4 separate regions of the Mus musculus genome follow, and all the other regions are linked to region 1. Evidence: chromatin loops called from intact Hi-C (ENCODE). Cell type or tissue: heart. All regions are shown on one strand.

Region 1 (8,000 bases):
CTGGGGACCCCAGCCTGGAATGGTGCTACTTACATTTAGGGCAGGTCTTTCAGTCTACAAACGAATCTGTACAACCTCCTCTGAAGCTCCATTGTGTGCTAGACTAGCCTGCATGGAGAGACAGGAGTATGCACCCTGCAGTGTGCCCAGCACAAGGGCTAGAGACTGGTGCGGAGTGACAGCCAGGCAGAGTTCTGGGCTTGGGAAACTTCCTTGTGTTTGGGGGTCTGAGTGTTTAAAGTGACAGGGAATGTGAAGGAGTTTGTCTTCTAGGAACCTGAGATAGTGAACAGAAAGAGAATTTCCATATATGAATGTGGCATATGCTGTGTGTACTAGGAAATACACACATGGTAAGAAAGTATATGCATAGAGCTATGGCAGATGCATATACATTAATAGGAGTTAACCAACATATAATATTTACAACATATCACAACTTGGCTATCACCTATAGGACCAAATATATACTATATGCAATATGGTCTATAAAGATATATTCACACGTCATACATGAATATGAAGATATGTTGATAACATATAGTAATATTCTTAGGTTGTATACACTAAAAATTCAAATTTTTAAACACACCTTTTATGAACGACCTCTGTTTCTTCCACTCTATTGATAAAGTTAGCGCCTGCTATAAAACATACATTGTAATTCGTACTGACAGCCTAAGGAAGAAGACCACAGATTTAAATGTTTCTTGCATGTCCCCTGTTCTCTAGCATGAAAGCTACAATGGTGATTCATTGTTTATCTTCTAGCATAATTGTACAATGTTTATCCAAGTTATGATCTGCATAGTCTAGAATGTTCTAGACATACATAGGGTCTCAGTAACAGTTGTTAAATGAATTAATAAAAGACTGGGTCTTACTTATTATGATGTAGTTGTCAACTTGCACAATGCAGAGTCACCTGGGAAGAGGGTCACAGTGAGGGCTTGTCCAGCTCAGGCAGGCCCACGTGCATGTCCGGAGGGGCGTGTCTGTCTGGAGGGGCGTGTCTGTCCGGAGGGGCGTGTCTGTCTGGAGAGGCGTGTCTGTCCGGAGGGGCGTGTCTTCTCACACTAACTGCTGTGGGAAGCTGCAACCTGAAAGTGGATAAGGTTCTGTGAGATTTTAAAGTAGGGTAGAGGCAGCAAGCTGAGCAGTGGTGAGCCTGCACCCCTTCTCTTTGCCCCCCCCCCCCCCGACTGTGGATGTAACTAGCTGCCTCCGGTTCATGCTGTGACTTCCCTGCGGTGATAGACTCCAGCCTGGACTTGTGATCCAAACACTTCCCCCTCCGGTTGTCTTTTGCTGAGGTATTTTATTCCAGCAACAGGAACGAAACTAGACGCGCGGAGCGTCTAAGATAGTTTATCTGGGTGTGGTGTGGCCTACCCATAGTTCTCACGCTCAGGAGGAATGTGGCGATAGGAGAGTCACAGGCGGAGCCTCAGAGAATCCACTCCTGGAATAAAAAAAAAAAATAAGAAGAAAATTTTTTTTTTCCTTCTCAAAAACTCGTGTGCTCCTTCTGATTGCTTGTCAACAGAAACCACCCCGTTAACACACATTTCGCCTTTGAGAGACAAAGCATGCCACCATTGTGCACCGTGCTTTATAATTTACAGTATTCATATTTTCAACACCATCTACATATACAGAGGAATATTATTCCTATTTTATGCAGTCAGCCCCTTTCCATGTCAGCGAGTTACACTTGAAAATCAAGGAGAATTACTTAACTTTTATTATTTATCATTTATCATTTATTTATTTATTATTTATTATTTTTATTTTATTTTTATTTTATTTATTTATTTTTTTTTGAGACAGGGTTTCTCTGTATAGCCCTGGCTGTCCTGGAACTCACTCTGTAGACCAGGCTGGCCTCGAACTCAGAAATCTGCCTGCCTCTGCCTCCCAAGTGCTGGGATTAAAGGCATGAGCCACTACTGCCCGGCCTACTTAACTTTCATGAACCTTGCAGAGGAGTACAATCCATGGAGCCCTTTGAAGGCATCTGACTGAAAACTGTCTTCAATTTTTAAAGTATGAGATAGGAGAACTTTTACAGATACATCTCTGTTTGGGGCGATAAAACCACTTAATGATAGAAGTCTTTCCAAATTCCAAATTTCAGAATGTCTTTCCATAACAATTTCCTGGCAGAAAGTGGCCACTTTCTCGCTCACTGTGAGGTGTCTCCTTGACCTGAGTGGGCAGGTGACATTTGTTTGCTTATATATTTTCAAACTACCGTCTGTGCTCAGCCCCCTACACCACGGCTGGCAGTTGTCTATACCCGGAGCAGGGGGATGTCAGCCTTTACTGTCCACCTTTATTTGCTTTGATAGAATTGATTCCTAGTGTTTCTTAGCATTTCTGTAAAGAGTTTGCTCCTTTCAGGGACAATTAACCTAGTTATACATGAGATAGGAAACCCCACAAAGCCACCTCATGGGACCTCGAGATCTGCAGTGACAGCAAAACTCTGGAAGCAGCGAAGATGTGTAGAGCCATTTCAGCCTCCACCATGTGAGCTTCAAGCGCCACATTAGCGGGCTTGCTGCATCCTTGTCTTGGATGGCACTGCCATCTCGCCATCAATTCGCTGTCATCTTGCCTCCTGCCAAGCCCTCTCACCATGCTCTCCATGCTCTTAGTCTGCATCTTCCATCTTTTCCGTCTCTGGGGGAAGAAACACAGGTTCCCTGTGAATGTTTTCAACTGACCCATCACCTGAGAGGGTCCTGGCCACTTTGCCTGGTGAATAATCGCTGGACCATAATGAGAAGCTAACAGCTCTCCTGTCTTCCTCCTTCGGGTTGACTACCGCAGGACTGGACCCTTGTCCACGTAGCTCACCTCAGATGCCTCAGAGGTCCAGGTCTCATTTGCCAACCCCATCTCTTCCCCCCCCCCCAACCCTACCCACAATCCACCACTGGTCTGTTTTCTCTCCCTATGCATGAATGAAACGGGTCTGTAATTTCTAAAAGCATCCCAGTTTTTTTCTCTACCTTTTTGTGGATTTCTCCTCCTTAAATCATGGCTTTATTGTCTCAGATGTCTGTGAAGTTTTAATTGCACTGTGTGTGTTTGCAGATGTACATGCATACAAATGTGTGTGTATGGGGAGGGGCAGTTCAGGAGCTGCCATCTTGGTTTTTGAGACGGTCTCTCATTGCCTAACATTTACCAGGCTAGGCTGTCTGGCCAGTGAAGGGCTGGGGTTTGCCTGTCTGTCTCCAGTTCTCCAGCACTGGGATTATAAACGAACGTGTACTGTCTCGTTCAGCTTTTCTTTATTTTAATGTGGGTTTAGAGACTCAAACGCAGTCCCTCGTTGCTTGCACAGAAAGCCCTAACCACTGAGCTATTTTCCTAACCAGAATTAGTTGTTTTGCTTTTGATATGTTATATAGCTTTAAGCTGCTTCTCTTTGTGTGGCTGCTGAGCCTTGATGGGCTTCCAAAAAGAACCAGGTCCCTAACCCTAACCTGCATCTCCTTTGCTGCTAAATAAGACACCCCCATATAAGTGAGAGACAGTTCTGTGCCCCAGGAACGAGATGCTGAGTGAGGTCACTGTTGGCTGTCACAGAGAGCCAGCCAGCTGTCAGTCTTTGGATCCCAAAAATGTTGGAATGGAAAGGGTGTTCCTTAGCATGTCACTGCTAACAGGAGCAGCCATGTTATGTGTACTGAGTATGTGTACTTTGTGGGAAGAGCACAGGCATTTTTACTGCTGTTTTGTTTTACTCTATTCTATGTGTTGTATGTAGGCAGACATATGTATACATGTACATTGTGTGTAGGACACACAACACCAAGAATGAATCTTATCGTGATTTGCAGACTTAGTTAATCATTGTGTATCGACATTGGCTTATTAGTTTTAATAAATGAACCACACTGCTGCAAAATGTTAGCGATGGGAAACTGGAGTAACACTCAGGGCATCTTCCATTCAGCTTTTCTGTAACCTCAAACTACTCTAAAATGTAACCAACCTCAAACTGCTCTAAAATGCAACCCACAACTCCAAAGATAATAGTATGCCTACACAAACAGTACAGGAGAGCAACCCGCCAGAGGGCAACCCTCAACTTACTGCATTTCCTCATTTCCCCAATAAGCTTGGGTCTAAACCCAGGTGTGTAGATGGATTCTGGCAACAGTGGCAGCAGCTCTTGTTTGCTCCCCGGGTCAGAACAAAAAGGAACAGAGGACGTGAAATTAGAATGGCGTTCTAACCATTCTAAATTGCAATTGTGCCTCTTCGGGATCAATCAGGATATCTTTCAAGAGAATGATTTTATTCTTATAGCCACGAATTGTGGCCTTTTCTCTCCTTTTAAATATACGTAGACTAGAATTCATTCCTCTCTGGAGTCCTGTACCAGCAAATTGCAAGGTCGAGATGAACCAGCTGTGCAAACACTCCCCCTAGTGATGAACGGCAGACTTCCAAAACCCGAGGTTTATCGCTCGCCGTCCCGTTCATTTCTTTAACATCGGGCGTGCGCACACATGCCTTCAGAGAAGCTGGGAGAAGGAAGGAGGAAAGGAGAAGGAGTTGAAAGGAGAAGGGAAGTTTGGATGAAGAGGATGTCGATTGGCTTGGAGAATGGTGGGGTCCAGAGCGCTACTTGCTCCGCCACGAGGTTCTGTCCACTCGCCCTGCTGGAGTCCCCAAGAGGTGATGCTATGGATGCGCTCATGAGGTGAGTATCTGGCAGGCTCTGTTCTAAGCCAGACACTCCTGTTAGGTGTTCAGGTGGATTTTAAAAATTTATTTCAATTAATTAATCAAGCATGGTTTTGTGTGTGTGCGTGTGTGCGTGGTCCGCCTCTCCCTCCTTCTCCCCTTTCCCCCCCCCCCCCGCCCCCGCCCCATGCTGTGGTGCACAGGTGGAGATCAAAAGACGTCTTTTTCTCCTTCTCCGTGTGAGTTCTGGAGCTTGAGCCGGGGACATGAGGTGTGACAAGTGTCTCCCTTGCTCAGCCATCTAGGTGGTTCCCAGGCTAGAATGCTCCCGGTGGTATCTGGGAATATGCCATCATTCTAGAATCTTTCTGGGCGGGAGAGATGTGTTCTTTGGATTCTGACTGTTATGTAGGGAGGGGATATTGGAGGGCAACTCTGGGATTAGGGGGTTGGGACCCAGAGCTTCAGGCTAGGAGACTGTATTTAAAAGACATTGTGGTTTGAGTGTGACGTGCCCGCTACAGGGTTCATACATGCCTGGCTCATGGCACTGTTTTAAAAGTCTGGGGGACATCTGGGGGTCTAGCTAGAGGAAGTGAGCCTGCAGAACTGAACTGAAGATCTCACAGTGGGCTTCTAGCCTGTGATTTCTGTCATGTAACAATGCTGAATGGTCCCGGCTGGAACCCATGTCATTCCTCACGTGCTATACCTTCTCTTAAACTACAGCCAGGATAAATACTCTTTCCCTTAACTACTTCTGCCTGTTACTCTGTCCCAGCGATAAGAATAGTACCTAATACAGGTGTCACTGCCACATAGATGAGAGACACACTGGACAAGAAACAGAGGTGGCAAAAAATAAAACATGAAATAAAAAGCTACCTTCATCTTGGCTTCAGGTCAGCCGGAAACAGCAACTCATCTGACTCTAGTGAAATATGGCAGCCGGTTAGGCAGTCGTGGGTCGATGTCACTTTGCATCAGCAGAGGAAGGTGTCTATCTTAAAGGGATTCTGGGAGGGCTTAAGCCTGTGCTCTGAGGTGTGACCAGGCAGCTAAGTCTCAGTATGAGTTTTCTAAGGCTGCAGGAGACTCAGTACCATCAGCCAGGGGCAGGGAAGGCAGCAACCAATGGACATTTTTTCCCCCTCCAGCTCTGGGGACCACAGGATTAAGTCAGATCAGCAAGGCCCTTTGAGGTCTGAGCCAAATTGCTTCTTGCCTCTTCCTAGCTTTTCTTGGTTTGCAGACCATCATTCTGATCTCCATCTCTGACCCTCTCTTCCATGTGTCTTGGGTCCCAAGCCTCCTTCTCTTTATAATGAAGTAGATCTAGGCTCTCGTCCCATCCAGTAGGACCACTTTAAGTTGATTACATCACTAAGACCCTTCTGACTCTGAATCAGGTCAGAGTCCGAGGTATTGAGAAGTTAGTGTTTCCCTCGCCGTTTAACCCATGGTCCCCCCTGGGTCTTGGTTATAGAGTGGCCCGCCTGAGCCGCCTCCCCTGCTCGTGCCACATCCACGCTTGGCTTCTCTCATTTCTAAAAGCTGCCTGGGTCCCACACCACAGAGTCCCTGGGTTTGCCATCTGGTCTCTTCCTCTTCTGCCACTCACTTCTTTCATTTTTAAAGGATGGGGAGAATCATCTCATTAGCCCTGCCAGGAGAGTCCAGACTGTTTGAAAGTCAGCTGATTCACACTGGCCGTGCGATTTACAACTTTAACTTCTCTTTGCCTGGAGCAGTTCCGGGGACCTAGGCATGATCATGCCAAGGGCATCCTACCAAAATATATAAGAAGATTCACAAAGGTGGTGTCTTTCTTCATTTTCTTCTTTTTTAAAAAAAATAAGTTATTTAGTTATTTTGTGTGTGTGTCTATGTGTGTATGCCTTGTGTGTCTGTCTGTATGTTTATGTTTCTGTGTGTCTGTATGTCTCTGTGTGTCTATGATATGTCTCTCTCTCTCTCTCTCTCTCTCTCTGAATCTGCATGTGTCTCTGTCTCTGTATCTTTCTGTGTGTATCTGTGCCGTGTGGCTAAGTGGCAGTACCTGCATCTTGCTCACAGCGATGTTGAGGCCATGACTGCTTCAGACCTCTGTATCTGGAGTAATGATCCATGATAAATGACTTTCTGTGCTCTGAACCCATGTTTACCAAGCTGCCCACTGGTTACAAATCTGCTTCCCAGGTACCTGGATGGCAGGAAACAGCATCTTGGATAGTAGCCCAGGGTGCCCTAGGATCTCTATGGAAGTCCAAGGATGAGATACTTTCAGCAGTAAGAAGGCCAAGAGGCTCAAGGGAAGAAGGAAGTCTCACACTGAAGCCGGGCCCTGTCCCACCATAGTAGACAGATACGAACATCAGTCACCAGACTGCTCAGCCCCCATACTGAGGCCATCACTAGTCTGATGACCTAGAAAGGGGCTTAAAGACTGGGTAACGTGGAGAGAGTGTAAGAAACAGGTAGGTTCTCGTCAGAGCCTTTGTTCATTTCTGACTGAGTATATACACAGTGGGACCCAGAGATGACATGTGTACTGGCTGGTTTTGTGTGTCAACTTGACACAAGCTGGAGTTATCACAGAGAAAGGAGCCTCCCTTGAGGAAATGACTGCATGAGATCCAACTGTAAGACATTTTCTCAATTAGTAATCAAGGGTGGGAGGGCCCACTGTGGGTGGTGCCATCCCTGGGCTGGTAGTCCTGGGTCCTATAAGAAAGCAGGCTGAGCAAGCCAGGGGAAGCAAACTAGTAAGTAACATCCCTCCATAGCCTCTGCATCAGCGCCTGCCTCCAAGTTCCTGCCCTGTGTGAGTTCCTGTCCTGACTTCCTTTGGTCATCACCAGCATCCACAGCAATGTGGAAGTGTAAGCTCAATAAACAACATAGGAAAAGACCGTATCAGAAAACTCAGAACTCTACTCAGCTTGCCCACCACTGCCAGAGACCAGAACCCTCAGATAACACAGAAACCAAAGTTATCTCAGATAGTCAAAAGGGAGAAAAAAAAATCCCTTTCTGACCCTTCAATATGTTTTGGACAGAGTAAATTGCCGATAGATACCATGTCAGGAAATGACTTTGCCAGGGGAGTCAAATATTATGGTCTCGGTTTCTTTTCTTGTTGCTGTGATAGAACACTGGTGTATTTGGAGGACGGGCTTACTTTAATTCACAGTTAAAGGTTCACTCCATCATGCAGGGAAGTCAAGACAGCAGGAAGTTAAAGCAATCGGTCATACACATCTAAAACAGGAAATAGGTGACTCCAGGCTGCC
Region 2 (8,000 bases), 140 kb before region 1:
GTGATGTGTAATGTATGATGCGTGGTGTGTGATGTGTGGATGTATGGTATGCGATGTGTGGTGTGTAATATGTGGATATGTGATGTGTGGTGTGTGGTGTGATGTGTGGATGTGATGTGTAGTGTGTAATGTGTGATGTGTAGTGTGTGGATGTGTGGTGTGTGGTATGTGATGTGTAGTGTGCAATATGTGGTATGTGTGGATGTGGGTGTGCGAGTGTGTGATAATATGATGTGTGATGTGTGGTGTGTGATATGTGATGTGTAGTGTGTAATATGTGGTATGTGTGGATGTGGGTGTGCGAGTGTGTGATAATATGATGTGTGATGTGTGGTGTGTGATATGTGATGTGTAGTGTGTAATATGTGGTATGTGTGGATGTGGGTGTGCGAGTGTGTGATAATATGATGTGTGATGTGTGGTGTGTGATATGTGATGTGTGATTTGTGATATATGATATGTGATGTGGTGTGTGTGGTGTGTGATGTGTTGTGTGTGATATGTGATATATGGATGCAATGTACATTCTGTCTTCTTGGATCAGTGCCCACCTTATTTTTCTCAGGTTTCTCATTGGTTGGTGTCAGTGTATTTTTTTTAGCATACTTTATTGTGTTCTGTATCTACCACCCTTGTAACCCTTATTCCACCCAATCCCTCCAGCCCCCAACATTAGGAAGGAGAGAAAGACGTTTAGAGGGGAAAGGGGATGGAGGCCTCTTTAGACTACTTCCTGCTGGTCATGCTTACCAGGTTCTTTGGGGCAAGTCAGGATATCCAGCAATTACAAATGTAGCAGCAGGAATCCACAGCTGCCTCTGCCTCTGCCTCTGCCTCTGCCTCTGCCTCTGCCTCTGCCTCTGCCTCTGCCTCTGCCTCTGCCTCTGCCTCTGCCTCTGCCTCTGCCTCTGCCTCTCTGCCTCTGCCTCTGCCTCTGCCTCTGCCTCTCTGCCTCTGCCTCTCTGCCTCTGCCTCTCTGCCTCTGCCTCTCTGCCTCTGCCTCTCTGCCTCTGCCTCTCTGCCTCTGCCTCTCTGCCTCTGCCTCTCTGCCTCTGCCTCTCTGCCTCTGCCTCTCTGCCTCTGCCTCTCTGCCTCTGCCTCTCTGCCTCTGCCTCTCTGCCTCTGCCTCTCTGCCTCTGCCTCTGCCTCTGCCTCTGCCTCTGCCTCTGCCTCTGCCTCTGCCACTGCAGGAGGGAGAGCAGCAGCTGCCATAGCCCTTCTTGGGGCGCTTGCATTTATACCCCCTCAAGAGTCCCCAAAATTAAACTATCTGTATCTGCCAAAAGTCATGCCCCTCCTAGAGCAGGAGACAGTCATAGTCACCTGCTGTGAAGCAACCTCTTATCCTATACCTGGGATTAAAACAAAAACATATTCATGTAACATAGCTGGGTTTTTTTAAGGAACCTAGATTCTCACTCCAGGTTGGTCTGGCACTCACTGCTTTAGATAGGCATTCTGGCTGGCAAGTCCCAAGGATCTACCAGTCTCTCTGCTCCTCAGCGTGGTTATAGGTATATGGAGGCACCCGGCTTTTACACCAGTGTGGGACCATAAGTTAAGGAAGAAGGACCAAGGGAACTTCCACCCTGGATACTTCAAACATGAGGACCGCAGGAGCTGGCAACCTCCTCCCGCCCAACCTGGGGAACTAAAGCCAGCTTCCTGACCATCAACCCTCAAAAGGGCTCATCACCCTGACCGTTATCAGGTTTCTGTCCTTGTCTGACCTTATAAGGGTCCCCCAATACACACACCCTACAGCCCCCAAGTGTGCAAATGAAGTATCGACCAACACCCTACCCTGGCAAGTGGTGCACAGACCTCCCCAGTGACACAAGTACCCCTTTTTCCACCTGGTCCCCCTAATAAACAAACCAGTTCTCTGTCCTGAGTGTTTTCTTTTCCATACTGCACCGCTCCCACCCACGCCTGGGTAAGCTTTCCTCTCTCCAGTCCAGCTCGGTGTTCATTGGGCCCGGCTACCCTGCCCCGAGGGAGAAGTGGACGCTGGGTGCCACATGACTGCTTAGCATCCAACTCAGCTCTTCATGCTTGCCAGGGATTGGACTTGGATTATATGCAAAGGAGAGTGCCGCTATCCCAGTAAAACTTCACTGAATACACGTGGCAGGGTACATAGTACCAGAGCGGCCAGAATACAGAAGGCTGGCAGCAGCGAGTCCTCGGGCAGCGCAGGCAGCAGGAACTCTCACTTGGCACTTGTGTGGATACGTGATCATGCAGTCATATAGAAAGACGGCCATGGTTCTTATAAGGCAGAGCATGTTGTTCTCTGTGACCCGGCAAGGCAGCCCTTAGGAGGAGCTGAAACCTCTGCTCTCAAGAAGTCCCGTGTTCACGTAGCTTTAAGTCACCAAGGCACTCCTGCTGGCAGGAAGTGAATACGTAGACCACGGTGCGTTCCGAGGATAGAACACTATTCAGCTTCGGAAATGAAGAAAGGAGGGAGGGCATTTTCAAGCTATGAGAAGACAAAGGAAACGTAACACAGTTGCTGACTGAAGTCAATTCAGAAAAGACAATGTGGTGTGTGACTCTGACTGTGACACTGTGGGAAAGACGGAGAAAGGTGGTGAGGTGATAGGGAGGGGTGATTAGGCAGAGCACAGAGCACGGGGGTTGGGGTGGGGGAGAGGCAGAGGCACGACTCTGGAATGTAACCGCAGACACATGCCCTAGACTATAAGGCACGAAATACCAAAAGTAAGCCTCTTAGGGTTTGAGTTTGAGAGGTTCCCCACCCCACCCCCGTTATCATTTGAATGCTTGCCTTGGTGTGGGAGGCTCTGCAGCCATGAGGGTTGGGGCCTAGCTGGTGGGAGTAGGTGACAATAGGTGGCCCTTTAGAAGGTTGCCCAGGTCCCAGGTTCCATAGGCCCTGTTTCCTGGCCCCTGGTGCTGTGAAGCGCCTCCTCCACACTCCTGCTTACTCGCCTTCCACACATGACGAATGACATGTTTTGAAAGCGTGAGTCCATGAGGGAGATGGGGAGGCAGCTTAATCAGCAAAGTGTCCGCCTTACAAACGTGAGGACATCATTTTGATCCCAAGACTATGTAAAATGTGAAAATGCCAGGCATAGGGACATGCGCTTAAAATTTCAGCGCTGGCGAGACTAGAGTGGCTGAGAGGAAAGCTCAGGTCATCCAGAGCCACGCTGCTGTGGAGCCCTTTCTCTGGGCAGAGCACCAGTGGTCCCTTGTGGAGCTGTGAGGTCCTTAGGCCTGCGCAGGAGGTTATCTTCCTAGGGATTGGAAGAACGATGACGTCATCCCTGCAAGGGGAAAGGGCTGGGGTTTCAGCACAAAGGGGCCTCTGAAACTTTCCAGAAAACTGAGTTATGACGCCCAGGTCTCCGCATGGAGGAATTGTCTCAAACCACACCTGGGGAAGGTATATCCCTTTCTGTACAGTAGGTGCTATCTCCTAAGCACCGTGGGTTCATGAGAATGTCAGTCCCACAACAGGGGCTAAAGACTCTTAGAATCTCAGAATCACCTCAGTCCTTAGCAACAGCTCAGGGCTCTGTGCTTAGAGAAATATCCTCGAAATTGCCACCAGGGGGCAGCCGCATCCAGACGTCCCTAATGCACCTGTAAAAATCCAGTATTTCTGGAAATCTGTGCGATTCGAGGCCACTACGTTCCCGGCCTCAATTAGACATGGGGACTTCTGCTCTTGCAGTGACAGCTGCTCTGCCTGTGTCCCTTTCACATTGAGACCTATTTTATGCATCCAGTGGCGGCACACACAAGAAGGAACCGACCCTGCCGGTCCACACGGAGCATGCGCGCATTCCCTGGGTCGTCATGCCCTCCGGGCTTTTGCTTATCTCCTTTAGCCTGACTTAGTATTTTTGTCGCAAGATAGGCCACCTGGCCTGTAGTTTCAGATGACGGGAATCTGACCATTTTTTCAGGCTGTCAGCTGCTTGCTGACACTCGTTCAGACTGTTGAATTACAAAAGTGTCGTGAGGGGACCCACGTCCAGGTTCAAGGGGAAAGTTAAGTCGTTTCCAGGAAAATGGATACAGCTGGAAGTACTTGTGTTTAGTGACTCAAATCAGCCTCAGAAACACAAATACTGTAGGTTCTCTCACTTGTGGTTCCTAGATTCTAGAGAGATATGGGTGTGTGCTTGAAGCAAACTGCAAAGCTGTCTGGGGACCAGAGGGGAGGGAAAAGCAGGGCATGGGGGGGGGGAGGTGCGGAGTCACACAAAGTTGTGTGAACAAGTCCTTGGGAGTCAGTATCGTGTACAGTGAACATCCACCACTCAAATATTATTCAAAGGGGCAAAGTGACAAAAGCATTCTTTTCATTTGCAACCTACCTCTTTGTGGCTTCATCTACTTTTTGTTTTTCTCTAGTTTTTCTATTTTATTATTTTTATAGTAAATTATTTAGTTTTATCATATTCTTTCCCATCCCCCAATATCTCCTAGATTCACTCCCTACCCAACTAACTTTATGCTTTCTCTCTCTCAAAAAAAAGAGAAAAGAAAAAGAACCCTCCCAAATTCCAATCAGACAAAACAAAAAAAATCAAAAACTGCGAGCACACACACAAACACACACACACCACACATACACATACATACACCACACACACACCACACAGACACATACCACACACACACACACCATGCATACACACACACTATACCACATACTCTCTTACACACACAAACGCACCACACACACACAAACACACTCACACAACCACTCACACATACATACCACACACACACACACCAATAACACAATAATGATGGTAGCAGTAACGATGCTTAACAATTAAATTAGTGCCAGCATAAAAGACACTGTCAATAAGACAAAAAGGCCACCAACAGACTGGGAAAGGAACTTTACCAATCCTAAATCAGATAGGGGACTAATATCCAATATATATAAAGAACTCAAGAAGGTGGACTCCAGAAAATCAAATAACCCTATTAAAAACTGGGGCTCAGAGCTAAACAAAGAATTCTCACCTGAGAAATATCGAATGTCTGAGAAGCACCTGAAAAAATGTTCAGCATCCTCAGTAATCAGGGAAATGCAAATCAAAACAACCCTGAGATTCCACCTCACACCACTCAGAATGGCTAAGATCAAAAGTTCAGGTGACAGCAGATGCTGGCGAGGATGTGGAGAAAGGGGAACACTCCTCCATTGCTGGTGGGATTGCAAGCTTGTACAACCACTCTGGAAATCAGTCTGGCAGTTCCTCAGAAAATTGGACATAGTATTACCGGAGGATCCCACAATACCTCTCCTGGGCATATATCCAGAAGATGTTCCAACTGGTAAGAAGGACACATGCTCCACTATGTTCATAGCAGCCTTATTTATAATAGCCAGAAGCTGGAAAGAACCCAGATGCCCCTCAACAGAGGAATGGATACAGAAAATGTGGTACATTTACACAATGGAATACTACTCAGCAATTAAAAAGAATAAATTTATGAAATTCCTAGGCAAATGGATGGACCTGGAGGGCATCATCCTGAGTGAGGTAACCCAATCACAAAAACTCACATGATATGTACTCACTGATAAGTGGATATTAGCCCAGAAACTTAGAATACCCAAGATACAAGATACAATTTGCAAAACACATGAAACTCAAGAAGAATGAAGGCCAAAGTGGGGGCACTTTGCCCCTTCTTAGAATTGGGAACAAAACACCCATGGAAGGAGTTACAGAGACAAAGTTTGGACCATCTAGAGACTGCCATATCCAGGGATCCATCCCATAATCAGCCTCCAAACACTGACACCATTGCATACGCCAGCAAGATTTTGCTGAAAGGACCTTGATATAGCTGTCTCTTGTGAGGCTATGCTGGTGCCTAGCAAACACAGAAGTGGATGCTCACAGTCAGCTATTGGATGGAACACAGGGCCCCAAATGGAGGAGCTAGAGAAAGTACCCAAGGAGCTAAAGGGGTCTGCAACCAATATGAACTAACCAGTACCCCTAGAGCTCGTGTCTCTAGCTGCATATGTATCAGAAGATGGCCTAGTTGGCTATCACTGGGAAGAGAGGCCCCTTGGTCTTGCAAACTTTATATGCCTCAGTACAGGGGAATGCCAGGGCCAAGAAGTGGGAGTGGGTGGGGAGGGGAGTGGGTGGGGAGGGTATGGGGGACTTTTTGGATAGCATTGGAAATGTAAATGAAGAAAATACCTAATGAACAACAACAACAAAACATTAGTGCCAGCATATGAAGGCTTCCCAGCTTCTCTCACAGAGGCCAGAATTCCACCATTACCTTGCCTGTGCTCCCCGCTGACAGCAGATGCTAGGCATTAAGCAGCCCCCTGCCCCTTTAAGAAAGCGTCTTGGTCTGGCTTGATTGCTGTTTATATCTCTATAGACCATAACCAAAAGCGACTTGGGGAGGAAGGAGCTTATTTTTCTTACACATCCCATTTACAGTTCATCACCAAGGAAGTCAAGCAGGGCAGGGACCTGGAGGCAGGGACTAGAACAGGAGCCATCCAGGAACACTGCTTACTGTCTGCCTGCCCTGGGCTCCTCAGCCTGTTTCAGTCTACAGCGTAGGGCCACCTGTCCCTCGGTGGCACTGCCCAGACAGGGCTAGACCTCCTATATTAGTTATTAATCAAGAAAACGCACTGCAGACTTGCCTGGAGATCAGTCTGGTGGGGGTGGTTTTCTCAACTGAGGCTCCTCTTCCCTTGCTTCTGACAAGTTGATTTAAAAAACAAACAAACAAACAAACAAACAAACAAAAACCAACCAGTACCCCGGGAAAGGGGGCTCCATGGATAACCCCTGTCCCCTTCTGGGGCTTGGTCTCCTCACTTGTGATCAGAGGGGCCCCTGATCCTCCCACGCTGACCTAGCTCTGCTCATCAGTCCCATGCTCCTTGTTGCTCAAACACAGGTTCCTCTTCCCAAAGCAGCACAGTGGTGTGGACACAGCACCCCCGGGCATGGAGAGATGGCTTAACACAGAGACTCTCAACCTTCTAATATGGTTCCTCAGGTTGTGGTAACACCTCCCCCACACACAACCATTATAAAATTATTTCCGTTGCTACTTCGAAAATGTACTTTTGCAACTGCTATAAATCATAATATAAATATCTATGTTTCCAGTGGTCTTAGGGAACTCCTATGAAAGTGTCGTTTGACCCCCCCCCCAAAGGGGTCATAACCCACAAGTTGAGAACAACTGGCATAACCGTTAAGATCATGGACTCTTCAACAGGGGACCTGGGTTCAGTTCCCAGCACCCACAAGGCAGCTTAGAGCCATCCATAACTCTAGGGGACCTGACACCTGCCCCTGGCCTCTACAGGAACCAGGCTCATATGAAGTATACTTAAATACATGCAGGCAAACAGTCATAGCCATAAAGCAGCAAGAAATCAATATTGTTTTTTAAAAACAGAGAACACAAGACCATGTTTTAAAAGCCTCAACTTAAAAAAAAAAAGTAATACAGCAAAAAGTACAGCTCTAACAAAAATCCTGTATGAAAAACAGGGACAGAATCTATGAAGAGCTGAGAATGGTCTCTGGCTTGGCCCTACCTCTCCATGTGTGTGAGATCAGATGTTACAGTGTAACGGGCAGTGACATTTTGTGGCTCAGTTCATTTCTTACTTGCCTCTTCCCCTCTGCCCTTTAAATTGAGAGGCGGAGACAAGAGGAAGAGATAAGGAGTCTGCAGTGGCCAGAGAGGGTGAGGCCCTACTCTCCGAGGACAGAGAGCTCCAAAGCCTGAGGTCTCCCTGCCTTAAAAGGCACAGGAATTCCTGTGGAGAAAGGAGGTCTGTATGCCAGGAATATCAAGGTCACCATGTCACAAGCTAGTCATGAGCACTCTCTCCAAACCTTCCCGTCAGTCTGTGCGACAAGCGTCTGTCACGGATGCAGCAGCCACAGCTCGGGCCAGCGGCTTGTGACCTCTCAAGACAGCAGGAAAAGTGTCCACGG
Region 3 (8,000 bases), 160 kb before region 1:
CAGAGAGGAAGGAAAAGAAAAGAATTAAGATGCTTTATACACTGCACAGACACACTCTGGCCATTGATTGTCTGTCACAAACAACAAGTGTTTGCGCATGCTTACATGCATACACACATGTACCTATACATGTACATATAGACAAACAGACATATACACTTTGGATGGATGGATAGATGGTTAGATGGATGGATGGATGGATGGGGCAGAGCTCCCCAAGCCAAACCATTTAATCAACAACTGTATCTCTTTCCTCTGGTCTTTTTATACCTCCTTAGACAAAAAGTTCCTTAGAAAATTACCTCAAAGATAAAATGTTATCATAAAATGGGAGTTACAGAGGGATGTTGATATTAAGTTCAAGGCAGTGTTTCATAATAATATGCTCATTATAAGTTCAAAGCCACAGTTTTTTCATGGCCTTGCCTTATCATAGTGCACACCTGTGGCTTTATCCTTGGACTGAAACGTTTTTCCTTACACACAATCTGTCCCAAGTTTATTTCTCTTTTTAGTGTGACGATGAAAACTCATTGTATTTCTTATTATGCAGCCTTCACTTACTATTATGACGGGTGGGTACATTCCGTGCTTGATTCTAACTTTATTACATCTTTCTAGCAAAGTGACTAAGACCTTCTTTTAAAACTTCCTAAAATTTGAATCAAATCAAGAAGTCTATAGAATCATTAATTCATCTAAATAGCATTAATTCATGAAAGTTTATCCTTATGTTGATCTGCCGGAAATCTGATCAATAGGGTGAGACAATGCCAAGAAACTACTCTGTTAATTTAATGATGACAGGGAAGGCAGAGCAGCTGCAAGAAGCAATCCTGAGGTGAAGTTTCTCTGGGCCTTGCCATTGAGCTCACCCATCACAGACCATGCAAAAATGGTGGGCCACCTCCAGGAAGGCCACCTGCTAGCCTTAGCCTATACTAGATGGCTCCTGACATCTCCAATCTAGACTTTCCTCTCAGATGATTATAGATTGTATCAAGTTGTCAGTTAAGCTAACTAGGACACCATTGTGGTCCAGGAGTCTAGCCTCAGCTTGAAACATTGTAGGTGCTCGGTAACATTTGCAAAAGGAAGGAACCGAGACTCCACATCACTGCTAGAGCAATCAGCCTGTGTCTTTCTCCTTGAGGTTCTTGAACACGTGCCCCTGCTGCTGTATATCCTGGCGGCAAAAACCCTGATCCTGTGCCTGGCCTTTGCGGGCGTGAAAATGTACCAAAGGAGAAGCCTGGAAGGAAAACTGCAAGCAGAGAAGAGGAAGCAGTCAGAGAAGAAAGCGAGCTGAAGAGACATTAGAGGTACTGGGCTTTGCAAACAAAACCTCTCCAGAGGGCTTCAGTGCCCAACCAAGGGTGTGGTGCCCTGAGATCTCTGCATCCTTGGTCTGAGGCGCTGCAAGAGGGCACATGGGCACTGCAGCCAGGGTGCAAAGCCAGAGCCTCAGCCCCGCTCTGACCATTTAGAGTATCAGTCCTCTGCGCCGAGCCTGTTGTGCTTCTTAGTGGGAGGGGTTGGCTTAGGACCCTGACTCCAGCTACAGGCCAGAAAAGCCCATGTACTAAGACATGCACGTTTGGTGGAGGAGGAGATGGAGACAGGTCAAATTAAGGAGCCCTGCTATCTTCAGGATGATGTCTGGCTCCCTGTTGGCAAATGATCCCTTCCAATCTGTTCATCATCTGGCCAAACCTCACCTGCCCACATCTCCAGTCCTCTCCCCGGACTCCCTCACCTGCCCACGTCTCCAGTCCTCTCCCCGTGCTCCCTCACCTGCCCACATCTCCAGTCCTCTCACCGTGCTCCCTCACCTGCCCATGTCTCCAGTCCTCTCCCTGGGCTCCCTTGGCATTTCTGCATCACGGAGACCTTTATGCCCCTGTGTTCCTAGCCAGCCCTTTCTGGCAGCTCCTGCCCAAGCTTGGGGCTTGTGTATTACTGCATCTGGTGCCTCTCTGTGTGCATGGGGTGGGGTGGAGGACTCAAGGGCCCTGGGAGCTTTTCTTAAGGCCTTGCCACAGATACGCCTGATTATTTACTTGTGTGTGCGAATTTCAAAGTATCAAGCTGAACTCCGAGCCTTTCTTAGTATCAGGATTCAAATATGGTGAGCAAGGATTTCAGATTCTAGATTCTGGTTCCAGAACCCAGCTGAACATCAGAATTTCTATACTCGGCTGTGTGGATTCCTGGGTTGCTTGTTAAGAGCACAGCTTCCCAGGCCCCAGCCTCAGGAAAGGGCACTGGGTCCACCGTTCAGTCTGGGCAGCCGGTGCTTTGAAAATCCCACAGGTGATTTTTATATAGTCTGCTCAGCTCCAGGTCACCGTGGGAACCGCCTCTGGCGTCACGGCACTGCCCACCTGATGCCATGCTTCTGAAAGCCGGAGCTCCCTCGGGCTGTCGAGTAAAGTAGGCTCCTTGGTGACAGCGAGACTGGGGCAAGCGTTTCACCGTGCATGTCATGCCTCAGCCCTCCTGACAACTCCCCAAGGTGATGTCAGGCTGAAAGAACAGTAGAGAACAGATCTGGGAACCGAACCACCTTACTCACTCCCCAATTGTGCCACCTCCAAAACGTGCAATACGGAGACCATAGGAGCACTGTTGTATGCCACTCATCCATGCTTGCTGCCACTCGCTGGCCCTCAGACTAACTTACCAGGCAGAGTAACTTACCACCGTGGAGTCTTGCCTTTCAAAATTTGTCTTATTGATGGGAAACCAAAAACCACCAGGAAGTGCTTAGCCTCAGTTGGAGGAAGTGCTTAGCCTCAGTTGGAGGAGGGGTGATTAGCAGTTTCAGGTGATTAGCAGGGCAGACAGCTGAGCTGAAGGGTCCGCTAGGTTTATGATGCAGGCAGAGGATGCCTGTCAGCTGAGAGGAGGGTGGGAAGATCATGTGTGAGCTCATCGGTGCCTGTTATGTCCACGCTTTCATTGAGCCAGGGCCACAAGCGTGAGTGTGCACACAGCCACGTAGAACTGACCCGGGAGCTAGCCTGTCTGTCAGGCTAGCAGCTTGTCCAGAGCCTGCACTAAAGGAGGAAACCCAGATGCACCGGTTAGTAGGTCAGGCCCAGTAGCCTCCCCTGGCGTCTCAGAGCACAAGCACAGTTGGTGTGGAGCATGCAAAGCCCGAGCCTTTCTATCCAGCGCTAGCCTTACTGCTGTGGTCTCCCTTCCTTTCTAGATTTTCCTACTTAAATGTCAGCTTGGGTGGACTCCAGCAGAGAAGAGAGAACAAAGACGTCACAGAAGAGGACCGCACTCTGGCCTAGACCTTTAACTTAAATGATTGACAGAGTGGATTTTTATATGTTTTTAGAAGAACCAGTATTTTGTTTACTGAAATAAAGTACATTATTCTTAACTGCTGTCTGCATTCTCTCTCCCTCTCTCCATCCCGCCTTCCCTCCCTCTCCCCCTTCCTATCTACCTCCCCTCCCCTCCATCCCCACCCCATCCCCAACACAGAACACGCTATGAGAACACTTTTTCAAGCCTTCCTTTCTCTGCCACATTCTGGTTGTGGAGTTATGATAAAATTCAGGGTGCATGTGCATGCCCACATCAACGGTAACACTGCTGTAGGGGACAGTCCTCAGCAAAGGGGGCATCAGTAGAAGCCTCGGCCAGCGTGTCCCCACTTGCCAGCATGCTTCTTCATGCGTAGCTTGTTTCCATGTTGACTGTGTAACATCAGGGAAGCTGTGTCCTTGTCTATGACAGAACCAAGAAGGCTGGACCCTGTGCCAGCCTAGGAGGGTTCCTGAAGGGAGGGTGAGAGCCATGGAATATCACAGTAGCTCAGTCTAGAAAGAACTCATAGCTATCAGTCTTGTAGAGGCATGGTGGCTCACATCTGTAATCCTAGGAGGCTGAGATTGGAGGACTGCCGATAGTCATAGGCTAGCCTGGGCTACTAGCTACTTCTGGACCAGCCTGATGCTTTCCCATCTGAGAGGAAACAATGGTGAGCTTCCTAGCTCAGTACCTAAGAGACCAAGGTGCTTAGAGGCTTAACTTTCTCACCTTAAGAGGCAGGAACCAGCCCTGGCGTGCTGGGAAGTGCTGGGGCCCACTGCAGATGGCCACACAGAAAGTTTTCGGGAGTGTGTAGCTTGTCTGCCACCCTTGCCCACTGGGTAGAACATGAACTTTAAAGAAATTGCTTATATTAAAATTTTAACTATGATTGCTGGATGGTCCCAACCATTGTGTGGGAACCAGGGGAGGGTTCACATAGCATCAGGGATTCAAGTACAGAATGGTCCTCAGCTCACAGAGGGCAGATGTCAAACAGGTGAAAGGCTGTGTTCCCTGGAACTCCCTATCCCGCAAGGAGGGTGCTCCAGCCTTTGCCCGGGAGCCACTTCCTCTCCGACGACCCCACTCTGGCCTGGGGCTGGCCTGGAGCAGAGATGAGAAGAGGCCAAGGCTTTGGGTCCTCTGGCTCTGCTTAGATGGTGCTCACACCTGACCCTGGACTATAAGCAAGTCTCAAGTCTCAGTTAAGCCCTCCGTGCCGCCTCCTGCCAGTGGCCCCACCCCTTCTCAAACCTTTGTCTGCTACTCACTTTGCAGAGTTAGGACACAGCCAGCTCTGAGCATGCCGAACCTCAGACTCAAGGCCGGGGACCCCACCTCCCACCATGCCCATCACTATACAGATGACCCAAGGGCTGGGCTCAACCCAGTGCTTTCCTGAGAACAGGATGCTTCTTTTACTGTGCAAGTGCACTCTTCTGCCACTAGAGGGAGATGGCCGATCACCCACTGGTGCCGTCAGTAAATGAACCCTGGGGGTGGGGAGCTGTATTTTAAATAGTTGTGGAAGCAGTGGCTAGAAGTTAGTAGGCAGACAGGATGGTGCAGCCCACAGCCAGAGTCCGCAGCTGGGCGCAGTGAGGAAATAGCACAGTTACCCCTGGGTGTCCGTAAGATGTCACCATGCTCCCCCATGAGAAGTCCCCAGCATCCCTCAGGCAGCCCCCTGTTAATCTCACACACACCCCTGACCCTGCAAAGCCCAAGATGAAAGGAAGAGAGGGAAAGGGCCAGAGAACACCTGGTCTCCACAGGTCAGACTAGAGGCCAGCATTAAACGGCTGTCATAGCTTCTGAGTTTATTGTTGGGGAGTTTCCCTTAGTGATCTGTGATGAAAAGACCTTTGTGCCCCCAACAAAGCTAGGGCCCTGGGCCCTGGTGCCTGAGGTCCACCACGTGCACTTCTTTCTTTTTCTTTCTTCTTCATTTATTATATGTGAGTACACTGTAGCTGTCTTCAGACACCCCAGCAGAGGGCATCAGATCCATTTACAGATGGTTGTGAGCCACCATGTGGTTGCTGGGATTTGAACTCAGGACCTCTGGAAGAGCAGCCGGTGCTCTTAACCGCTGACCCATCTCTCCAGCCCCCATCACATGCACTTCTAACTTTAGTGCCTGACAGTCTGATGACATCTCTGTGGACTCCTGGCCCAACCTAATGCCACCTGGTGTGAGGAGCCAAGAAGAGATGGGCACAGGGCTCCCTGGTAGAAAGTCTTGGATTCTGGGGTAGTGACAGCTCTGGAATTTTGGTTTCTTTTTAAAAGTTATATTATAACATGCTTTCATGTTAATCCCGGGTGTGGGGATGTAGGGCTCCCTCAGATTCTCCGAAGCGGCTGACTATGATTTGCCTCGTGCTCTAGCAGAGGCGTGGTTTTGCCAGCTGCAGATAGTTTCTGTGATTTCATGATATTTGGAATTCTGGGAACTTTTCAGAGGGGATGTAAACGCTAGGACCCCAAGAGGCAAGGTGGAAGGTTGCTGGTCATTTAGAAAGGTTGGTTGCAGTATATTAGTGGTCAAAGAAGAAACAAAAGGAATTAGGTCCAGGGATTTTCCTGACTCCTCTTTCCCCTCTATCCTTCTTTCTCTCTTACTGAGTGTTAGGAAAGAGGTGAAACAGGTGAGGGAGGGGATAAAGGACAGGAACAGGAAGCAGCCACACAGTAACAAAGGCTGGATACATCCTGGTCTCAGCTTTCTACCACAGGTGGTGTGTGTATCTATCTAGGTGTCAGTCGCCAACCCAGCCTCGTCTGTGTTTATAAAATGAGCATAAAAGTCACTGCCCTGAGCATAGTAGTTGTCTGAACCTGGCCTTGCTGAGTATGGAAAGAGTAATTGCCATGTGGGAGAAAATCATTCACCCATGAGAGGAGTGTGCACCGCTTGTGTGATTGTCTAGCTGGGTTGGGCAGAGCCAAAGGACAAGGATTCTGTTCGCATAGAATGCCCCTTACTTTTCTCATGCTAGGACGAAGTGCCTTCCAGGAGCAACACTATAAGAAGGGTTTGCTTGGGCTCAGGGCATCATGCTAGGACAGCACTCCCTCCGTTGGTGACAGGAGCTTGCCCAAATGTCAGCACCAGCAGTGGAGGAAGGACTGGAGGCAGGCCAGGGCAGGGGTGTAGCCCTCAACATATTCCCCACAATGAGCCTCTTTGCTTCCTACAACTTCCCCAAACAGTGCCACAGCTGGGGACCAGGTACCACATCACAGGGCGGAGGTGATTTACATCTAATCCACATTCATGTTGGTTCTAAGAAAGCATCATTTTTAGACCACAGACATCTCCCCTGGCCCTTGGGAAGAGTATAGTAGCTGGATGCAGAAAGGCCAGAGAGACTAACACCTCCAACACCACAGAGGCTACTCCAGAGCACTCGTCTGCAGTGATTTTGCTCAACCCTGCACTGGTCCATGACAATGTCTACCCTTCCTTTCACTTGCTTCTTCCCAGAAAGCCTCCAGCCTCCAGTTGTTCTCCAGCCTGGCTGCCCCGCCCCCACAAGGACAAGTACGTGAATCCCCCAGCCTGCTGCAGATGGCCGTGAGTGCCAGGGAACAAAGTCTGCTCCTCAGATGATAAAGAGGCAATGACTGTGGTGACATCAGTTTAACTGAGGACATCTGCATTGCTCTCAGCCTTGACACAGGCTTCATTCTATGCTCTCAGTAAGGGCCGGGCATATGTGGTGGTTTTAGCACATGTGACTCCATTTTAAGGCCTTCAACCTGTTGTCCTGATGAGCTACTCTGGGCTCAGGGAAGCAAGGCAGCTCACTCAAGGCCTCATCACTAGCAGGATTCCAGCAGGGGCCACTGGCTTCCAAGCTCAGTGTGCCCTGTGACTTTCTGCTGAAGTGTCTGTGTGCCATAAAGCCTCGTTCCACACTCGTGCTAGTGCTGCAAAACCAAACTGCATATCGTGTGGCCCCGCCAGAGCACCAGTTACAGTGAACTTCCTCTTGCTTGCTTTCCTTGTCATTACCCAAAGCTTCAAAGCAACGGGGCTCCAAACCCTGTTTTACTTCTAGATGAGAATCACTCCTGCTAGTCATCTAGTCACTCCTTCCTGGTCATCTAATACCCAATTGATATGCCGTTACTGTTTATCCTGCTCTGCACACTCACGATGCTTTATAGGGTGTCCTGCCTCCCCTCCACTTGTGCTGAAATACACTCTTGTTGCAGTGCATAGCTGACACTGGCCAGTCTGCTGGGTGCTACCACACTGACTTTCTTACAAGACATAAACGAGAGAAGGAAGCAAGCTAAGCATGGCTGTTGTGAGCACAAGCTTGTCCTTACAAACTGACAACCTGCGGACCTTGATTCACCTCTCAGCTTTCCTTGTCTGTCAAATGGGGAAACTGAGGGTAGCAGCTGCCTGGCAGGGTTACCTCGGACACGTGACGAACAAGGCAGTGTGGGTGGCACCTCAGCTGCGAACTGCGTTTGAGTCTTAGCTGCCCTGTGCACAGCAGCAGCCCACACAGGTGCTTTGCACCCCAGGTTTCCACATCTGTATAATGCAGATCCAGTCACTCCTACATGGCAGCTGTTGTGAGGATCAGGTTAATTAAATTGTGCAATTAAATGAGTAACTGGGTCATTTAGGCATATACATAACGAGAGAC
Region 4 (8,000 bases), 93 kb before region 1:
TGTGGAGTATCTTCCTGTGCTCATTAGCCATTTGTTTTGGTTTGAACCACAAGCCTCAGTGCATTCTACCATCTTACCCTCTCCCTGCCCCCCTCACCCCCTTACCCCCCTTCTCCTCACTCTCTTCCTGTGTTACCCCCTCACTCAGCAAGACAAGGGCTCCTAAACAAGGGGGAGGGTGCTCAAGCATGGCATATTTCTGAATTACTTATTTGATTTTGTCATATGTGGATGATATGTGCGTAGCGGTGCCCCTGCCCAGGTGCATGGGTAGAGTTTGTCCTCCCCTCCCACCTTTACATAGGTTCCAGGGACCGAATTCAGTCAAGTTCAGCAAAAGCACCGCGGCTGCCAGAGTCCTCTTACTTTGCACCCCCCACCCCACCCTCCACCCCTGGTGTATTTTTACAGAACACTGCCTAGCAAGTCTGTGGATAGGATACATACCCTCTCTGTCAGGCAACTGGCCAGTGAGCATGCAGATGTTCTACATCAGGGGTAGTTTGATCTTGGTTCCCTATAGGAAATCCCTTGGGAGTGAATGCTATCCTTCTCTCTGAGGTAGCCACGATGGTTGCACACAGCAGGTCTTAAAACTCATGAAGGTGCCCTCTCCGTCCCAGCTCCTCAGACTGGGCCCACGGAGACAGGCACACTTCCAGATAATTTCTGGGTTGGTGGACTTCTCGTGTCTTTGAAATGCTTTCTCAATGTTTAGTTATTTCTTGCTTCAGTTTAACTCCGCTGACCTTGGGCAGGTGCCGGTTTCATAACCAAGGGCTCACGGGAGGAAAACCAAGCTATCCTGGCAGCACCTGGGGGAAGAAAGGCTGAAGTTTCCATGTTTGGATACATTGTCTCCATTGAGAAAACAACTTCCCTGAAATATTTACTACAGGTGCTTGGCTCCCACCCACACAGTCTCAGCGTGACCCGTGGTGTCTGAGGACATCTGGGTCTATAAAGGGTTAATGAAAGGGGGGAATTGAGTTGAATAGAAGTAATTCACCCAACAGCCACTCACCAAGCAGAGATTGCGTTCCAGGCCTTCTGCTGGGAAATCAGAGAGTTCTGTTGAACACACTGTGGAGGTCTGAGAGAATTGGCAAAGGAAGCCAGTGTTGCCATGGAGACCAGAGAGGCAGCACTGTGTGGGGAATACCTTGGCCAGAGTAGGGACTTCCTAGTGAGACCAACGGGCGTCAGGCACAATTCCTCAAAGGACAAGAAGCTTGGTAAGGGTCTGGAGAATGATGAGAGTCTGGGAGGTCAGAAGGTATGGCCGGTGAAGATTCAGAGGCAAGGAAGTGTAGAGCATGCCCACCACATCTGTGCTCTCCTAAAGGGGAGAGGGAAGAGTATCTACGGGGTGGTGGGAGGGGGCACTGTAGGAGGCCGAGTTTGATCATTGAAGATGGTCAGGAACACAACCTTCACCCCATAAAAGCCCACTTGACTGCGGTGAGCAGAGTGCCTGAGGATGCTCTGCTGGCCACAAAGCTAGAACGTGCCAAGGAAGAGGTTCAGAGGTGGAACGTGGTGGGCACATCCTCAAGGGAGAAGAGAATGGGGAGGACTTTAGATGTAACAGATGCTGGGGGCAGGAAGACAGGCAACTTCATGACTGGGTCACCAGGTGGCTCAGGGTACCCATCGCTGAGACCAGAAAACTCAAGGTGCTCTGTCTAGAACAGCAGTCGCCCACATCAGGGTCATTCAGAAGAGCCCGTCGGAGGCAGTTCTGCTAGGAGGGCTCTGCTCTCCTGAATGAAGGAATTTGTTTATTGCCTTAGGGGAGTTGTTGCCCAGTGAGACTTGTTATTAAAGTGGGTTGGGCACTCACTGCCCATGGGAGCCCTCCAGTCACAGTAGCCATGGCACAGGAGGAAGCCCCTTGCCAGATGGATAGGCTCTGTGGCCTGGGCCTTCCTACCCTGCAGAGCTATAAGAAAAAGATCAGCTTTTAAAAAGGTTGCTTTCTCTTTATGTGATGGGTACTGTGCACCCTGTGTGTGTGCAGTAACCAGCAGAGACCACAAGAAGGTGCTGATCCTCTGGAACTGGAGTCAATGACAGTTGTGAGGCCCAGTGGGTCCTCTGAGAGAGAACCAGCACTCTTAACTGCTGGCACATCCAGCCCTAAGAGGGGAGCCTTTCATTTCTCTATAGTTCTATAATAGCCTCCTGAGATAATTTTAGACTCACCTCAAGAAGGTAAGCAGGTGTTTCCCTATGTCTCAGGTTCTTCCTTACATCCCGTGGCTGAGTGCAACAGTCTCAAAGCACTCCCCCAAGCCTGCAGTCTTAGGTATCTTGTGTCCCTGGACCCTGTGTAATGGACTGAACGCCCCTCCCGACCCCACTCCCATCCACAAAGATACTCATGCCCTAATCCCAGGCTCTGCAGTATGCGATTTGAGTAGGGTTCATTGGTGTAGTCACATTACAGATTTTGTGATAGGGAGATTATCTCAGATTGTCCAGGAAGCCCAAAATCGAGGCAGGCAGATTTGCACCGGAAGCAGGGAATGTGAGACTATGATACAAGGCGCAAAATGAGACTCAGTTTTATATGCTGCCTTCACGTCTGGTAAAATTGGGATGACCTGTAACAGTCTCAGCTGGAAGTCCCCATGGACAGTCAAGTCACCCCTCCTTGCCAAACAGATTGGCCACCATTGCCACTTAACTACAGGCAGTGGGCTTCAGTTCTCTCCCAGATCATGAGACTGTTTGAGGCCTGTCAATCACATCTCCTATGGAGAGCCAAATGTGAAACTTCTGAAAGTATAGAATGTATATGTCTGCCCAGTTCACATGTTGCCATCAAGGAGCCAATGTGGAAGAATTAAAGAGTGAGACCTTGTTTGAAAGTGTCCCTTCCAAACTCCAGGTGTTGAAACTTAATGGCATTAGAAGTCCGCAGCCTTAAGGAGTAGTACTCGTCTGTAATTGAGTCACTCAGCACGCAGAAGCAGGGGGATCCGTGCAAGTTCTAGACCAGCCTGTTCTACAGAGGGAGTTCTAGGGCTCCCCTTCGAGACCACATCACTGACAGATTCACACTATTACAGAACTAAAAGCTACAACACAAACTTAGCAGTTCTGTTTCCATGGGTCAGAAGCTCAGGTATGGTTCCTCTCTTCAGGGTCTCGAGAGGCTGAAATCAAGGTGGCAGCTGGAGCTGTGGTCTCAGCTGAGGTCTGAGGTCCTCAGGCAGCACTGCGTGATAGGTTGTCAGGACGCCTGGGTTAGCTGCTGCCGGCAAAAGGCCCTGGTGCCTACCTCAAGAGGAGGCTCTTGGCCTGTGCTGAGCCTGATGCTCACCCAGTGGGGCTCTGTCAGGTTCTCGGGGCCACCTGAGGAGGACCTGCAAGAGGTTCCTTGAACACCATGGTATATTTAAAGGGCTAGTGCCGCACAGATTCCCCTTAGCCCCTGCTCTGCTGGACAAACCTGTTCTCCTGTGGTGGTAGGACAGAGGTGCAGTTTGCTCTTGTTGGCTCCAGGTTAGGTCTGTCTGTCTGTCTGTCTGTCTGTCTGTCTGTCTGTCTGTCTGTCTATCTATCTATCTATCTATCTATCTATCTATCTATCTATCTATCTATTGTAAATAGTCTCCCCTCTCCAACAGCCACTTGTTTATTTCTGGCCAGCAGGGGGCGCTGCTGTTCCTGGCCGTCCTTAAGGGCCAGCCTGATTTGGCCAGGTCCACTCCAGAATCTTTCTGAAGGACTCAAAGTCAATTGGCTCTATATCTTAAAATGTTTTTTCCTACATAGAAGGACACAATACAAGGGTGCCAGACATCCCATCATCCTCAGAGTTTTGCAAGGTCTGTCCACTGTCCACTCTGGGACTGGAGTGAGACTCATGAGGGCCATCTTAGCATCAGTCAGCAACGAGCCCTAGTTCAAGCTCCATCTTGTCCCCCCCGCCCCCCAGGGGGTGGGGAACACACTGACAACTGTGATATCTCTCAGAAGGGGACAGCCACTTCTGACTTTCTTCCCCTCCTCTGATGGCCTCTTACCCTACCATGTGCCTGGCCACACCCCTCCCCCATCCTTCCAGCCACGAGGTCTTGCAGTGCCAGGACACACTAGACATATGCTTTGCTTTATTCTACTGAGAATGTACGTTCCTTCTGACCCTCATTTCCTTCACGTTTTTGCTCAAAGCTCTTCTTCTGGTAAAGTCCTTTCCTGATCTCCATAGGATGCAGGCTCCTTCCCCTTCCTGATGCTGCCCTAGGCTGTTGGGATGCCATGGAGGGAAGCTAGCTCTACTCAGGCCCCTGAGTAACTCCCTCATTTCCAACAGCCTCAGGACGGGCAACCCCTGCATGAAGGAAGAGGCCCATGGGGTGTGATTAGTCAGTCTTCCCTCTCCCTCCCAGGTCTAGGTGAACATAGAAGAGTCAGGTCCTGTCCTCTGTTGGGTGACAGAGGTGTGGCTGAGGAACCTGCACAGGTGTGCATTTGTCCCTGCATTCATGTGTGACTCTGGCCCTAATGGGAAGAGTCTACCATGGTATTGCAGGCAGGGTGCCCCTCGGGTAGCCCCAAGAACCTGGCAGAGCCCTGCTGGGTGAGCCCCAGGCCACACTGCCTTCTCCATGGGCCAAGCGTTTTGTTCTTGGTACCAGGGTCTTCTCACCATGGCAACCACGGGAGCCCTGCCTGGCCTATCCACAGCCTATCTTCTGTACTTGCCACCTCACTTTGAGGAGCCCCATGAGCATATGCAGCCAGCTGTCAGTGGGCTCAATCCAACCAGGGTGGAGCTTAAAGCAAAACAAGCCCCTCTGGGTGCCTTTGTCACCTGTCTGAATGAAGAGCCCTCCTCCCTGGAGAGGAGAGTCATTAGCAGGGCCTTGCATGGCTTCATTCTCAGCTCATCTAAACCTTGAAGAATTTGGGCAGTCTGCTGCGTCCAGACAATGGTCATAGGAGGGCTGATGTCCCTCTTACGATCTTAGCCTCTTAGTGACTCTTGTTTCTGCTTCCCTGAGAGCCACCAGTCACACCCCATTCCTGTTGGACTCAAATACCTGTATCCTTGAGAGGAAGATGGGTTCTCCCATAACAAAATAAAAGCAAAAACTTAGGAGTTTTGGTAATTCATGATTTCCAAAAATTCAGTGGCATAACCCTACCTACCTTTTATAACATGGCTTTTATAACATGGCTTTTATAACATGGCTTTTATAACATGGCCAGCCAGGGCTGCAGGTTCATTTTATGCCCTGGGTGTCTGCGTAGTTCCTGTCCCGGAAGAATCTCCAAAGTCCACAGCAGAGACCAACAACTCCCTGCATACCCACGTGTGTTTCTACACTTCACAGACAAATGTATGTATGCTGTTGAAGGAAAAAACAAAACAAAACAAAACACGCAGGTTCTAGGTGGATAGGAAACCGATCATTTCTACCTTGAAGGAGGTGACTGGGGGCCAAGTGGACTCGTTACATTTCCATTTGCTCTATGTGTTTGAGCGCTCGCCTGCGCATGCATATGAGCACCATGTGTTTACTAGGTGCCTGTGAAGGTTGCAAGAGGGTGTTGGGGACCCCAGACCTTCAGTTATGGATGGTTGACAGGCACCGTGCTGTGTTAGGGATTGAATCTAGGTCCCTGCAAGAGCATTGGGGCTCTTCATTGCTGAGACATCTCTCTCACTCCCTTGGGGTTTGTTTGTTTGTTTGTTTGTTTATTTATTTGCTATGTCTGGGAGTGTAGCTCAGAGGTAAGCGCTTCCACGGCCTATGCATGGCTTTGGGTTTAATTGCTCTCAACACACACACACACACACACACACACACACACACGCATACACAATTAGATACATCAATGTCTTCTAGAAAATATTTAGAACACTCACACTCAGAGATAGACCCTACTCCTCTCTTCCGTATAACAGCATCATGTTTAGATGCGGCCACCTCTTTGCGTCTCTTCCATGTCTCTCAGAGTAGATGACAGGGATGGAGACCTTCCTTCAATTCTCACGCACTGTCCGCGGCTTGGGGTTTCCTCCCCATATGCTGATTTTTATGTCAAATCGTCTTTCCTAGGCATAGCACAAATGACTCCCATTTGTGTGCACTTTGGCGGTTTGGGGCAGATGCACACGCCTGTGATGCACACACCCGTGTTGCTGCTGCTTGCTGTCACTTCTGTTTCTAGGTCTCTCAGTCAGGAACAGGCAGTCTCATTAATGAACAAAGTTCTCTCAAGTCCTTCCCAGTCGTTCACCCTCTGGCCAATCTGTCTTAGAAGAGACGGTCTTTACACAGCCTTTCTTTTCAGTGACTGCTCTGCACAATCGAGGCTCCTAATCCCTGCTTTTAATTTCCTGTCCCATCAGCAGCCTGACAGTTTGCGGGATTAAAGCACTGAGCTGCTTACGGGCTCGCTGGCCAGAGAGACAGGAACAGGTCTCATTGTTTCTCTATTCTTTATCGGAAGCAGCTCATTTTTTATTCTTCAAAATTCTCATTATCTATCTGTCCATTCACCCATCTACCTCCCCACCAATCCATACCCATCCACCTAGTCACCAACCCATCTATCCATACATCCCTACCCCAAACACCCAGCCACCCCTATGTGTTCAACCACATACTTTCCCATCCATCTGTCCATTCATCCACATTGATTCTACTCATTCTCCACCACAGATCTATCCATCCAAGGATCCATCCATCAATCATTCTAATCAATTTAGTATTCATCAAATATGTTCAATGTCTACTATCAGCCATTAGCTGCCTATCCAAAATCCAGTTTCCAGATGTTAGCATTTTGTCTAGGCTCTGCCCCACAGTTACCTGGCAATAGCCAGGTGTGCCTGACTCACTACAAAAGGGGCTGCTTGCCCCCCTTTTCTCTCTTGCTCTTGCCTTCCTGCTCCCTCTCTGTCCTCTCACCCCTTCCCCCCTCTCTCCTCATTCTCTCCCTGCCCCCTCCACGTGCTCATGGCTGGCCTCCACTTCTCTCTCTCTCTCTCTCTCTCTCTCTCTCTCTGCCTTGCCCTGCCTCTACTACCCTCTTGACTCCCCTCCCCATGCCCTGCATTGTGTGGCTGGTCCCTTGGGGAAGGGATGCCTCAGCATGGGCTCAAAGAGGCACCCCCTTCCCCCATACCTGATTACACCTCCACAAACATATTCCCTCTCTTTCTATCTTTTTATAAACACATGACCAGCCAATTTAGGTTCAAATAAAGAAGACAAATAATTAAGCTGAAAAGGCAACGGTCATTACAAGGAAGAGTGGGGCACAATGGGACCCAGCAGACGAGCTTTGCTGTTCTGGGAAGGAGGCATTAATAAGTATTTGTAAAACAATGATGAACTGGCTGGGTTTGTGTCAACTTGACACAGCTGGAGTTATCACAAAGTAAGGAGTTTCAGTTGAGGAAATGCCTCCATGAGATCTAGCTGTGGGGCATTTTCTTAATTAGTGATCAATGGGGGAAAGGCCCCTTATAGGTGGTACCATCACTGGGCTGGTTGTCTTGGGTTCTATAAGAGAGCAGGCTGGGGAAGCAAGCCAGTAACATCCCTCCAAGGTCTCTGCATCAGCTCCTGCTTCCTGCCCTGCTTGAGTTCCAGTCCTGACTTCCTTTGGTGATGAACAGCAATGTGGAAGTGTGAGCTGAATAAACCCTTTCCTCCCCAACTTGTTTCTTGGTCATGATGTTTTGTGCAGGAATAGAAACCCCGACTAAGACAAATACTGAGTTGGCTAATTACTCATCAGTATCTGTAGAGCATGGTGGGCCAGGCACGGTGATAACCGCCCATGACTGGAGCACCAAGGAGCAGGATAGAGACAGCCTTGTCCTCGTGGGGTAGACAGCATGGCGGAGCCGGCTGGGCTGGGCACTGAGGTAATATTCTAAGGGAAGCGTGCATGACAACTGGTGCATGTGTGTGGTAGGACAAGCATGGTGGAAAACCAGCGGTGGATAGCCAGAGGCTCAACATCTACCG

What was found. A loop is a pair of places that touch in the nucleus more often than their neighbours do. Peaks named below come from ENCODE experiments on the same cell type or tissue, not always from the same donor. Only the 100,000 strongest peaks of a DNase experiment are listed, where the experiment ranks them.
Region 2: a loop joins it to region 1, with 6 times the contacts of the local background. A loop is called at or near these places in 18 of 42 quality-filtered maps.
Region 3: a loop joins it to region 1, with 5 times the contacts of the local background. A loop is called at or near these places in 4 of 42 quality-filtered maps.
Region 4: it touches region 1 in a loop (6-fold over the local background); 7 of 42 quality-filtered maps call a loop at or near these places.

What each region holds. Positions count from the first base shown.
Region 1 is chr16:92,474,246-92,482,245 of GRCm38, forward strand. 2410124H12Rik (RIKEN cDNA 2410124H12 gene) reads left to right here and starts at 4,497. Exons shown (of 3, transcript NR_165041.1): 1 at 4,497-4,723. In heart, a CTCF peak has its summit at 4,448; no DNase peak of the experiment used is centred here; H3K4me3 peaks cover 1,074 bases; H3K27ac peaks cover 698 bases; H3K27me3 peaks cover 2,101 bases.
Region 2 is chr16:92,337,553-92,345,552 of GRCm38, forward strand. No RefSeq gene overlaps it. Among named protein-coding and RNA genes, the nearest start is that of Smim34, 8.3 kb to the left of the region's middle. RefSeq lists enhancers at 2,948-4,465, 2,982-4,463, 6,915-8,000. In heart, a CTCF peak has its summit at 3,602 (motif pointing right); DNase peaks (open chromatin) are centred at 3,719 and 7,879; H3K4me3 peaks cover 1,215 bases; H3K27ac peaks cover 5,040 bases.
Region 3 is chr16:92,309,648-92,317,647 of GRCm38, forward strand. It overlaps Smim11 (small integral membrane protein 11), which reads left to right. Exons shown (of 4, transcript NM_138743.2): 3 at 1,154-1,322; 4 at 3,215-3,394. The coding sequence ends at 1,309. 1700048M11Rik (RIKEN cDNA 1700048M11 gene) reads right to left here and starts at 2,819. Exons shown (of 2, transcript NR_045300.1): 1 at 2,701-2,819. In heart, a CTCF peak has its summit at 4,772 (motif pointing right); a DNase peak (open chromatin) is centred at 4,634.
Region 4 is chr16:92,381,589-92,389,588 of GRCm38, forward strand. Gm29805 (predicted gene, 29805) reads right to left here and starts at 1,095. Exons shown (of 3, transcript NR_105054.1): 1 at 1,025-1,095; 2 at 448-815. In heart, CTCF peaks have their summits at 2,038 (motif pointing right) and 3,671 (motif pointing right); a DNase peak (open chromatin) is centred at 3,643; H3K27ac peaks cover 1,718 bases.